2 separate regions of the Mus musculus genome follow, and region 1 is linked to region 2. Evidence: chromatin loops called from intact Hi-C (ENCODE). Cell type or tissue: heart. All regions are shown on one strand. Links, peaks and the distances in the headings refer to the core of each region. The heading gives the core; the rest is flanking DNA.

The links. A loop is a pair of places that touch in the nucleus more often than their neighbours do. Peaks named below come from ENCODE experiments on the same cell type or tissue, not always from the same donor. Only the 100,000 strongest peaks of a DNase experiment are listed, where the experiment ranks them.
Region 1: a loop joins it to region 2, with 2.5 times the contacts of the local background. A loop is called at or near these places in 2 of 42 quality-filtered maps.

Annotation. Positions count from the first base shown.
Region 1 is chr2:91,198,164-91,204,294 of GRCm38, forward strand. Gm23390 (a small nuclear RNA gene) reads left to right here and starts at 2,001; the gene lies at 2,001-2,104. It overlaps Acp2 (acid phosphatase 2, lysosomal), which reads left to right and starts at 4,749. Exons shown (of 11, transcript NM_007387.2): 1 at 4,749-4,885; 2 at 5,438-5,533; 3 at 6,077-6,131. The coding sequence starts at 4,772. It also overlaps a transcript of Nr1h3 not described here. In heart, for the core only: a CTCF peak has its summit at 3,221 (motif pointing left); no DNase peak of the experiment used is centred there; H3K4me3 peaks cover 854 bases; H3K27ac peaks cover 692 bases.
Region 2 is chr2:90,902,529-90,908,659 of GRCm38, forward strand. It overlaps Ndufs3 (NADH:ubiquinone oxidoreductase core subunit S3), which reads right to left and starts at 2,193. Exons shown (of 7, transcript NM_026688.3): 1 at 2,056-2,193; 2 at 1,895-1,960; 3 at 319-416. The coding sequence starts at 2,119. Kbtbd4 (kelch repeat and BTB (POZ) domain containing 4) reads left to right here and starts at 2,212. Exons shown (of 4, transcript NM_025991.4): 1 at 2,212-2,381; 2 at 3,138-3,755; 3 at 5,017-5,123. The coding sequence starts at 3,167. In heart, for the core only: no CTCF peak of the experiment used is centred there; a DNase peak (open chromatin) is centred at 2,213; H3K4me3 peaks cover 2,500 bases; H3K27ac peaks cover 2,241 bases.

The sequences.
Region 1 (6,131 bases), core at 2,030-4,529, 300 kb after region 2:
AAACGTGTGAGGAATCATCTTTCAGAGCCCTGGGAATCCACTCCAATCTCCTAATCACAAGATAAAGAAGAATCTAGGAACCCCTACTCGGACCTGAACTCGGACCTGTATATTCAGAGAAGATATAGAAGGCAGAACACAAAGAAGAAAAAGTAATATTTACTCAAGCTCTTCTGCATAATTTATTCTATATGTCTTCTCATTTCATGTCTTATCATGTTGAATCTTAGGTTACCTACAAGGTGTAAATATCAAAACTGATTACAGATAAAAACTGATTCCTAAAGTCATGCTCCCAAATGAGGAATGCGTGGCAGTCCAGGGCCCTTGCTGCTCCTCCAGCGGACCCAGCTCCAGGTTCCTGTACTCATGCTGAGTGGCTCAAAACTTTCCCTAAGTACAACTCCAGAGATCTGCTGGCCTCCATGAGCACCTGGATTCATGTGCACACGCATAAGTAAAAATAAGTTCCTGCTCAAATTCAAACTTAAAGAAGACAAACCAACCTACTTTCTCCTATTAGACAAACTACCTCCAAAAACATGAAGGTGGGGGTGGGGGGGGAAGGGGATGGTTAATTCACTTGGATTTAGGTTTGCTTCTGCCAACATAGGCTAAGAAGTTGTTCTCCAGCCTGACTTTACCTTTGGAAACTGGCTTATTTGATCTGGAATAGGTACACAATGCATCTATCTAGACATGGGCATAATGATTTTTTTTTCTTTCAACTCTAATGAACCAAGGTGGAAAGAACTCGAAATGACCTGTAGAAAATAATGTCGAAGCTGAGGAGTTGCAAACTTGAAGCTTTGCTCTGGTGCAGAGCCCTCATTATCCTGGACTCAATCCTCACTGTAAAGATTGAAATAACATCTGCTTCACCAATCCTTCCTACACAGAGGCTGGCAGACACAGGGTGCAGACATACTTGAGCAAGTAGGAGGAGAGGCAAAGCCCAAAGGGGCTCTGTTCTACTTGGTGAGCTAAAGATTTACATTCCGAAAACACAGTGGCCTGGATAATTTTGCAGAGTAAAAGTTTATACTAACATTTTGTTTGTTTTTTGAGACAGGGTCTCCTGTAGCCTAGGTTGGCCCTGAACTTGCTATGTAACTGAGGCTGTCCTTGAACTCTTGATCTTTCTGCCTCAATCTTGCCATGTGCTGGGATATATATATATTTGTTGTTGTTGTTGTTGTTGTTGTTTGTTTTTCGAGACAGGGTTTCTCTGTATAGCCCTGGCTGTCCTGGAACTCACTCTGTAGACCAGGCTGGCCTCGAACTCAGAAATCTGCCTGCCTCTGCCTCCCGAGTGCTGGGATTAAAGGTGTGCGCCACCACACCTGGCGTGCTGGGATATTTAATAAAAGTCTTAAAGTTGGGCTGGTGAGATGGCTCAGTGGGTAAGAGCACCCGACTGCTCTTCCGAAGGTCCGAAGTTCAAATCCCAGCAACCACATGGTGGCTCACAACCACCCGTAATGAGATCTGACTCCCTCTTCTGGAGTGTCTGAAGACAGCTACAGCGTACTTATATATAATAAAAATAAATACATCTTTAAAAAAAAAAAAAAAGTCTTAAAGTTGCCAGGCAGTAGTAGCAAGTGCCTTTAATCCCAGCACTGGGGAAGCAGAGGCTGGCAGATCTCTGTGAGTTTAAGGCCAGCCTGGTCTACAGAGCTGGTTCTAGGACAGCCTGGGTTACACAAAGAAATCCTGTCTTGAAAAACAGAACAAAAGTGAAACAACTCCACAAGCATATGTGGGAGGAGCACGCCTATACTACCAGCATGTAAGAAAAGTGGCAGGAGAGCTTTAGAGCCCACAAAGTGAGACCTTGTCTGAAAACAAACAAACAAACAAAAAACTTCCACTAAATGCACTTGTCAGTTAATCATGTTCCATTCGATGGCACTTATGTGAATGATTTCCTTTGATAAAATCTCCAGATACCTTGGGGCTGCCATATGTACAGGCTACAAGAAACTTTCCATTACACTGCTGTCTTTGGCAGCGCATAAACTAAAAATGGAGCAATACAGAGAGATTTTCATAGTCCCTGCCTGAAGATGACATGGACATTTGTGAGGCATTCTTTATTTATTTATTTATTTATTTATTTATTTATTTTTATTTTATTTGGAGACAGGGTTTCTCTCTGTTGCTCTGGCTGTCCTAGAACTCTCTATGCCAGGCTAGCCCCAACCTCAGAGATCCACCTGCCTCTGCCTCCTAAGTACTGGAATTGAAGGCATGCACCAGCACATTTTATATTTTAAAAAGGGTTGGGATGTGGGGCTGGTGAGATGGCTCAGCAGGTAAGGGCATGTGCTATCTATCATGCTGGACCACCTGAGTTTAAACTTTGGGACCCACATTGTGGAAGGAGAGCATGGACCACTGAGAGTTGCTGTCTGACCTCTATACATGCCACGCACAAATAAATAGATATTTAAAAAAAATAAACAACAGATTATATATTAACCCAAAATCAGAAAATTTCAATTTCAAACTAGGTGTGGTAATATATACTTTGTACATTTCAGAAGTGAGGCAGTAATAAGTTCAAAGCTAGCCTTGGCTACACAGCAAAACCCTAATCCTGTCTGAAAGAAGAGAGGGAGGTTGAGAAGAAAACTGCTGAGTTGGGCAGAACGCACTTGTAATTCCAGAGCTCAGCACGTGGTAATAAGAGGATCAGAAGTGGGAGGCCAGCCTGGGCTATATAAGACCCTGTTTCAAAAGACAAACAACAACAAAAATAAGCAAATGAATTTCAATCCACTCTCTAAACTGTATACGCTTAGGCAAACTACTTTTCTCTGGGTTGGTTTCCTAACCTTATAAGTTGATGGAGGATCTTTGTGAATCACTTGACATTATATGCAAAACTATATTCTGTGTTCATGTGTAGACACATTTTTTTTGGAGAGAGGGCTAATTTTTCATGTGATTTATAGGAAACCTGTGATTTAAACAGTTAAGAAATAGCCAGGCAAGGTGGTGCATGCCTTTAATCCCAACACCCAGCCTGGTCCACAGAGTTCCAAGACAGCCAGAGCTACACAGAGCAACCCTGTCTCAAAAATCAAAATAATAAGAGAGAAAAGAGAAAAGAAAATTAAGAACTGAGGCTGAGGGGCTGGTGAAATGGCTCAGTGGGTAAGAGCACTGACTGCTCTTCCGAAGGTCTTGAGTTCAAATCCCAGCAATCACATGGTGGCTCACAACCACCCATAATGAGATCTGACGCCCTCTTCTGGTGTGTCTGAAGACAGCTACAGTGTACTTATAATAATAAGTAAATCTAAAAGAAAGAAAAAAAAAAAAAGAACTGAGGCTGCAGGCTAAGCAGCTAGAAGTATTGGCAACTCCTTCAGAGGAGGGCTCAGGTTCTATTCCCAGCACCCACACAGCTGCTTAAAGTCTACAGGGGATCCTATGCTGCCTTTTTGCCTCCAAGGACACTGTATATACATGGTTCACAGATATACATGCAAGCAAAACACCCATACATAGAAAATATTTTGTTTCATCATTGTTTTTTCCAGACAGTATTTCTCCATGTATCGCTGGCTGTCCTGGAACTTGCTCTATAGACCAGGCTGGCCTACATACAACTCAGACATCTACCCCCCTCTCCAAGTGCTGGAAGTAAAGGCATGCACCACATAGATTTGTTTGTTTTTAAGTTTAAAACTATTTAGTTTTGAAGCCTTCTTATTCTCCCCAAGTCTTTCTCAAGGTGACATCGAAAGTAAAGTTTAGGCAGTAAGGTACATAATTTTATTTGGAGTCCTGGGACAGTATCAATTCTGATCAGATTTGCATTAAAGCATATCAAGGGCCCAAGATCTCATCTGCAACTGTGTGTCACTCTAAGGTTTGGAATCACAACATCCAGACACCCAACTGGCTGCCTGCCTCCAAATCCTAAAGGCTAATGTCTGGAGGAACTCTGATTCTGTGGCAATTCCAGTTATATGCCTGCATCAAAACTGATGTAGTTTTCTGAGATTCCTCCCATAAGAATTCAATGTAGTGGGTTTGGGAAATCGGAACATCCTATGCAATCCAACTCCTCCTCAAACATGACGTTTGAGTCTAATTTAATTTAGAAATCGGTAAGCACAAGAAAAGAGCTGAAAAAAACTGGGGAGTACGAAGGTTTGTTCAGGACATGAATGGCAGACTAGACTGGATCTACCTCAAGGACACAGGGAGTCCAAAGGGCTGGTTACATGCAGTACCCTACATCTCAAACAAGCCCGCTTATCGGAACAGTGTCTAAGCCAAGGCTTACACTAAACTACACACCCAAGAGCAGAAAGTTAGGCTCTGTACTTCCCCACACCTTGCCCCAGTTTTGCACCAGCCGAGGCTCTGGGATCATTTTCAGAAGCATTCCTCAAAGCAGGCACTCGCTCTCCAGGCCCAGACCCCAACCAGGGCAAGCACCAGCTTTGTAGAAGAAGGGGTAAGCCTGACCTAGCGCCTCTACAAAAGCGAGGTGTTTAAGCCTTTTCTGCCCGGAAGGTCGCGCAACAGTCCCACCCTCGTTCATCACCGCCAATCGCAAACCTTCTCCATTTGCATTCCCTCCCAAATTCCGCCTTCTCCCACCAGACTTTCTCATTCCCGGTCTCCCGCAACCCAAAGAAAGATGGCGAAGGCTGCACTTCCGGCAAGTGTCCTTACGAATGCATCCGGGCGGCTGCAGCAGGTACCGCCCAAGGCGTTCCGGCCTCTTGCTACACAGCCTACAACAGTGATGGCCGGCAGACAGACTGGTTGGAGCCAGGCGGCTCTTCTCCAGTTCCTTCTTGGCATGTGCCTAACGGTGATGCCACCCATACAGGCCCGGAGTCTACGCTTTGTTACCTTGGTAATGGGTGACGGAGTCACCAACGGGTTCGCCAAAGCTGAAAGGGCAAAGGCCGGCTGGTAGAGGGAGGGGCAGAGCTTGTGTTCTGGGGCCGGGGTCTCACTTCTCAAGGAGGAGAAAGAACCGGTTTAGGAAACCGCTGGCCCATAGTGGGTTGTGCGGCTGGATTAAGAATTGATTTGGAGCCCTAGGCTATTTTTTTTTTTTTTTTTTTTAGGGCAGGACGACCGAGTAGGAGATATTCTTCCCTAGGATGGGAATTTAGTTAAAAGGTTGAAAGTCACCCATAAAGACGACTTTGATCTTTGTTTTCCCAGTCCCATTGCCCACTTCCTCCCCCAGAAGGCGTTGCTTTCACTACTCTTCTACCTGTGCTTTGGGGCTTTACCTATTATCTCAGGTTACATTGCATCGCCCGAACTGGGGTCTTTTTTCATCGCTCAGTAGAGAAAGATGGAGTGAAATTTCCTTTCCTGGCATGTGCAGAGGTGGGTCCTGTCCTTAACTAGAAGACCCTTCTGATTCTATAGACACACCATTTTCTTTGCTCAGCTGTATCGACATGGAGATCGGTCACCAGTGAAGACATATCCCAAGGACCCCTATCAGGAAGAGAAATGGCCCCAGGGATTTGGTCAGCTAACCAAGGTGGGTCAAAAGCCAACCTGCAAGGTCTCGGGATATGCTACGGAATGAATCACATCTGGAGCACAGAAACTGGGGCTCCTTAAACTACTAGCTTCCCACATGGGTTCTGATGGACCAGATGTCTATTTTGTTGTTTTGTTTTTGTGGTTTTGGAAATTAAACCCAGAACCTTGTCTATGCTAAGCACAGTGAGCTACATCTCTGGCTATGACCAGATTTCTTAACAACTCTGTGCAGGGGACAGTATCATTACAACTGGCCACTTCTGGAATCAAATTCACCTCTTGCCAAGGGAAGAATGCCTAAATGCCATACATAGGACTTGTGGCTAATCCCCTCTCTTTGGACTTTTTTTTTTTTTTTCCCCAGGGGTTGGGGATTTGGGGGAGGTTTAAGACAGGGTTTCCTTGTGTAACAGAGCCCTGGCTGTTCTGGACTCACTTTGTAGACCAGGCTGGCCTTGAACTCAGAGAGTGACTGCTGGGATTAAAGGCCACCATGCCCAGCTCCTCTTTGGACTTTAACTCTCAGGTTTGCCCACAGGAAGGGATGCTACAGCACTGGGAGCTGGGCCAGGCCCTGCGGCAACGCTACCATG
Region 2 (6,131 bases), core at 1,162-3,661:
GTGGTGTGGAGAGAAGACATAGCTACTAAGGGCGTAGCACACTGCAGGGATCACTTGGCTTAAGTCAGTGGTTTGTAGCCTTTCTAATGCGGTGACCCTGTAATACACACTTCCTCAGGTGGTGGTGACCCCCAGCCACATTATTTTTATTGCTACTTCATGATTATAATTTTGCCAGTTATGAATCATAACCTAAACATATGTGTTTTCTGATGGTCATAAGCAACCCCAGAAGGGTCACGACCCACAGGTTGAGAACTACTGACTTAAGGTGCCATGGTGAATTCCTGGCCCAGACCCAAGGACAACGAATATTACCTGAACTTGTTGGACATACTTGGGTAAGATTTCAGCCACATACTCTCCAAATGCTGAGAGCTGCTTGTGGGTCACATCACTCCGGGGTCTGACAGTGGCTGGAAAGGAAAAAGCATGAAGGGAGAAGGTAGCAAACACACACACACACAAACAAACTAACTAACCTCTCAGGTCTTTCTGAAGAATTTTCATTAAAAAAGAAAAAGTTTACTTTTACTATTTATTTTGGTGTTTTGCCTGCATATATGTCTATGCACACATGAATGCCTGATGCTCACAGAAGCCAAAAGAATGTTAGATTCCCTGAGACTGGAGTTACAGATGGTTCTGAACTGACATGTCCATGTTGGGAATTGTATCTGGGATGAATAGCCAGTGCTCTTAAACACTGGGCCACCTCTCCAAGCCCTCCCTGAAGGATCTTAAGAGGCATAGGTGTAAAGTACCTTCCAGGAATTAGGAAGTGTTTAAAACTCAGGGAGAAGGGAGTGGAGAGATGGCTCAGTGGTTAAGAGCACTAACTGCTCTTCCAGAGGTCCTGAGTTCGATTCCTAGCAACCACATGGGACCCGATTCTCTACTCTGCTGTGTCTGAAGACAGCTGCAGTATATTCACATACATAAAAAAATAAAAATATCTTTAAAAAAAAAGAAAAAGAAAAAACTCAGAGTGCAACACCATTTCTCTTTCTCGGTCCATACACTCTTGTTACTGTGTTGGGCAATCTTTGCTTCTTTTCTCCACTGTTCCACAGCTGTTCCTCACTTCCTGTACTCATGGTAACAATGCAACAGTGGCAGCTCCTCTCTCAGACTCAGAGCTCTTTAAGGATGGAAACCAGACTTCTGTTTCTCTTTCCCTTCTTGGTACTTGTTTATACCAAGTTCTTAATCAGAGAACTTCAGGGCTGAAGGACCCTGAAAGATTACCTCATTGCCCATACTCTATCCCCTGTCACTTTGTGTAATAGATGTCCTGGAATGAAAAGAAGCTTTCTATTTCCCAGTGTGATTCTGTTGACTGAACATAAAATCACCACAGGGTCATTCAAGTACTTGAGCACCCACACATCACAGAATCAAGGATTAAGTATTTTCTGCACTTGGAAACAGACCTGCTTTGTCGTTCACTGGAACTGTGACTGAATAATTTAATTATCTGGACCGCTTCATGATCTACATCTATATGGACAGTAAAACGTTATGCGTCTCATCAGGCTCTTATGAAGTCCAAGGTGCCTAGTAAATACTAAATTGATGTGAGCTACAATTATTTTGGACTTTGAGTCTCAAAAGTTTTTGTTACCTGCGCTCAAAGACAATTTCATCGGAGGACAAAAAAAAAAATCAAATCCTGATAACGAGCAAAAGGCGATCAAGATCAGAAGGGAACAAATATCTAGGGCACAGGAAGTGCTCGATTCTAACAGCAAAGTGGAGACCATAGCAATCTCCAAGGACAAGCAGAGATTTGCCAGGAGGGAAGGACATTCCAAGGCAAGGACAAACATCTGACAGAAACAACGAAAGGCCCCAGCTAACGTTGGGGGAAAAAGCGCCATCCGCACATACTCACGGCGCTTGTCAGCCGCCGCGCTCTCCCTTCTTACGTGCTGCCACAGCACGGAGGGTCGCCCAGCCCCTGCACAGGGAGAGAAAAGGCACAAAGGCGCGGGTGAGACTCGGGGAGGTCTCCGTGCTGCCCGTGGTCTCAACCTGCTGCTGTTCCTTGCTCACCCCTGCCTACGGAAGCGGCCCCCAAGAGCCCACGACACCAGACCCTGGCTGCAGCCGCCGCCATGTTCCTTAGTGTGCCGACTAAGTAGCCGGAGAACACACGCAGGCCACGGAGCCCCAAGGGCACGGACCGGAAGTGGAAATGTGCAGTGACTCTTCTTCCGGGCGGACGCGGGGCGGGAAGCAGAGGTTCCGGATCTGAGCCCTGGCATGAAAGGAGGTATCGCAGGTAAGAAAGACCCGCAGGTGGGGAAACCGTGAGGTGTACGTAGCCCTATCTCGGTACAGCGGAGGCCGAAGAGAAGAAGACGCAACGAACCGCACCGGTGAGAGAAAGGGAAAGGGTGGGCGTTCTGGGTTCTAAGTTCTACACCGCGCCGGCTCTTGAGCTAAGCTTTTTTAATGGGGGGCGGGGTGGGGGGGGGAGACGATGGACGGTTTCCTTGGAGACCGTTTCCTAGGCGACTCCAGGTGGCACGGTCAGATTGCACAGGGTTATGGACTTCCTTGTGCCCCCGGCCGGGGACGGCTGGGCTCTCAAGGGCTTCTTTAAGAACTCACTGGAGCGAGAGGTAAGTAAGAAACAGCAGCTTAGAAAAGAGTAAAAGTGGAAGTCCAGGCCCAAGCCTCAGTATTGGGGGGTCTGCACTCTTATGTCCAGGCAAAGAGGGAATGTAACAACAATACCTGGATGTCTTAGTTTGGCCTAATTATGCTTCTCCAGAGTCTCATTAGTTGTATATCCAAATTATTTGGTTTTAAGATCATAGGCTTCCTCCTTCGTCTTTTTCATGAGCTAACCTAAGTCCCAAGTCTTTTGTTACATCACGATCAGGAATATCCAATTTTACCTCAAGGAAAAACAACAGAGTTGGAACTTTTAATTGAATTCATTGGAGGAGAGGCCCCACTGCAGGAAAACTGGAGGAATGGCATAGGCCACATTGGCAAGACCAGGAATAAGGCCATTCTGGACCCACTTTGCTCCAGTGTCTCCCTTCTCCCTGTCTTGACTTGGACAGTTGGATTCATGGACTGTGTCTGTGAATTACCCAAATACTTAGGGTGATATTGCTTTGCAGATAGTTGGCAAAGAGAGAAGTTGGCTACCATGGAGTCACCAGAGGAGCCTGGAGCATCCATGGATGAAAACTACTTTGTGAACTATACTTTCAAAGACCGGTCTCACTCAGGCCGAGTGGCTCAGGGCATCATGAAACTGTGTTTAGAGGAGGAGCTCTTTGCTGATGTCACCATTTCAGTGGAAGGCCGAGAGTTTCAGCTGCACCGGCTGGTCCTGTCAGCTCAGAGCTGCTTCTTCCGATCCATGTTCACATCCAACCTGAAGGAGGCTCACAACCGGGTGATTGTGCTGCAGGATGTCAGCGAGTCTGTTTTCCAGCTCCTAGTTGACTATATATACCATGGGACTGTGAAACTTCGAGCTGATGAGCTGCAGGAAATTTACGAGGTGTCAGACATGTATCAGCTGACATCTCTCTTTGAGGAGTGTTCTCGGTTTCTGGCACGCACGGTACAGGTGGGCAACTGCCTGCAGGTGATGTGGCTTGCAGATAGACACAGTGACCCCGAGCTCTACACTGCTGCCAAGCACTGTGCCAAGACCCACCTGGCCCAGCTGCAGAGCACAGAGGAGTTCCTCCACTTGCCCCACCATCTACTCACTGATATCATCTCAGGTAAGCTCACGAAAGGGCTTACCACACCTAACTGGGCAAGAGTCATGTTCAGCAGATGGTCTGGCTCAGGAGAACCCCAACTTTATGTGACTAACTGTTGTTAGTTTATATTATAATTCCCTTTCTGGTAGATTTTAGATTGAGGTTGATGTTCGGTGTTGAGAGTCAGCATAGCTACTGTCAGACAGTACAGTACAGTAACTAAAGAATAAAAAGCTGCATCACTTTTCCACAAAAGGAAATAAGAAGTGCCTGATGTTTTCATCTGCCCTGTATCTTGATGGTATGCAGGACTTAAATGAATTGATGAAGATGAATCAGTATATCTAAAATAGCTAGGGATGGTGGCCCATGCCTTCAATCCCAGCATGTGGGAGACAGAGGCAGAAGCAAGCAGATCTCTTGTGAGTTCTAGGACAGCCAGGTCTACAGAATGAGTTCTAGGACAGCCAGAGATACACAGAAAACCCTGTCTCAAAAAAAAAAAAAAAAAAAAAACCCAAACCAAACCAAAAAAAAAAATCTAAAATAGGAAACATTTGGGTAATAGCCATAGGTAACCAGTGAAGTGGAACTATACTTTAGATGTGTACTCTATAGCCTGAAAGGTGACTACGATGGCATATTGTGCAATCCACTCTGCTTTTAAAAAGCAAGGCAGGGCTAGTAGTATGACTCAGTGATGTAGTGTTTCTATGGTGTATATGAGTTTCTGGGTTTGGTCCCAGCACTGCAAAATGGTAGTGCTGGGGCAATTTCAAGTTAACGTCATATTTATGTGTGCATAAAGATACATATAATGGTGGTCTAATAAAATGGTTCAAGTCCTTTTTTCTTTTTTTGAGACAGTGTCTCTTTATATAGCCCTGACTGCATGTAACTCACTATGTAAACCAGGCTGGCCTTAAACTCAGAGATAAGCCTACCTCCACCTCCGCCTCCCAAATGCTAGGATTAAAGGCATGCTCTACTACAGCCAGCTGTGGTGCAAGTCTTAAGAGCCCCTTTAAGATTGCCATTCATGAGACTGGATAGATTGCTTAGTGGTTAAAACCACTTGTTGCTCTTACAATTAAACTACCAAGGACCATGGTTTAATTCCCACCAGGAACGCCAGTTACAGGGCATCTGATGATGGATACCAAGCATACATGTGGTATACAGATATATGCAGACAAAACACAACACACACAAAATATTTTTTTAAAATCACTAAAAACGCAGTAATATTGCCACTATGTTCTTCCTTTGGCTCTCACAGATGGGGTTCCATGTTCCCAGAACCCAACAGAGGCAATAGAAGCTTGGATCAATTTCAATAAAGAGGAAAGAGAGGCTTTTGCCGAGTCACTAAGGACTAGCTTGAAGGTAAGGCACATTTGATTCTTAAGGGTTGGCATAATGTCTCTGCATTCCTCAGTGGCCCTCAGTGGCCTTCTCTCTATTTTGGCAGGGGGAAATGTGTATCTTTTGGTATGTGTGTAGGAGTCCACTGTGTGGGTCACAAGGATCAAGCTCAGGTCCTCAGGCTTGGGGCAAGCGGCTTTACTGCTGAACCGTCTCACTGGCCGTGTGTGTGTGTGTGTGTGTGTGTGTGTGTGTGTGTGTGTGTGTGTGTGTATAGAGGTATGGATCAGACAGTAAGCTATCAGAGGTCTTCCTCTGCCACGCTTTTCCTTATTGCCTTGAGTGTCTCTTAACTGAAGTTTACCATTGGCTAGAATGGCTCACCAGTCAACAAATACCCAGGCTCAATTTGTCTCTGCTCCCTCCAAACTCCCTACAAGCATGTCCAACCATGTCCAACTTATTACATAGATGCTAGAGATTTTGTAGGGATGCTCAGGTCTTCATTCCTGTACAGCAAGTGCCCTTAGCCCCCTGAGCCATCTTCCAAGCCTCTGACCTGCCTCTTTTGATAGTCACTGATTAGTGACTAGCTTGAAGTTACTAAGAACTGGGGAGTCGGATGTGTTTTCTGGTCCCACAAGCATTCCATCTATGGCCTTCAAAGTTCATAGTTTTTGCTATCTTCTCCTATGCTATCTTTTTTTTTTTTTTTTTTTTTTTTTTTTTTTTGGTTTTTCGAGACAGGGTTTCTCTGTATAGCCCTAGCTGTCCTGAAACTCACTCTGTAGACCAGGCTGACCTCGAACTCAGAAATCCACCTGTCTCTGCCTCCCAAGTGCTGGGATTAAAGGCGTGCGCCACCACGCCTGGCTCTATGCTATCTTTTGAAAGAACGGCTTTCAGTATTGAGTTAACCAGTTCTAGCCAGATGTTGTGGCTTAACACATGTGGCATACATGAAACTAGACTCCCCGTCATAGTTCAAGGCCAGCATAGGCCATATACGATCGTGTCTCAAAAGTAAAA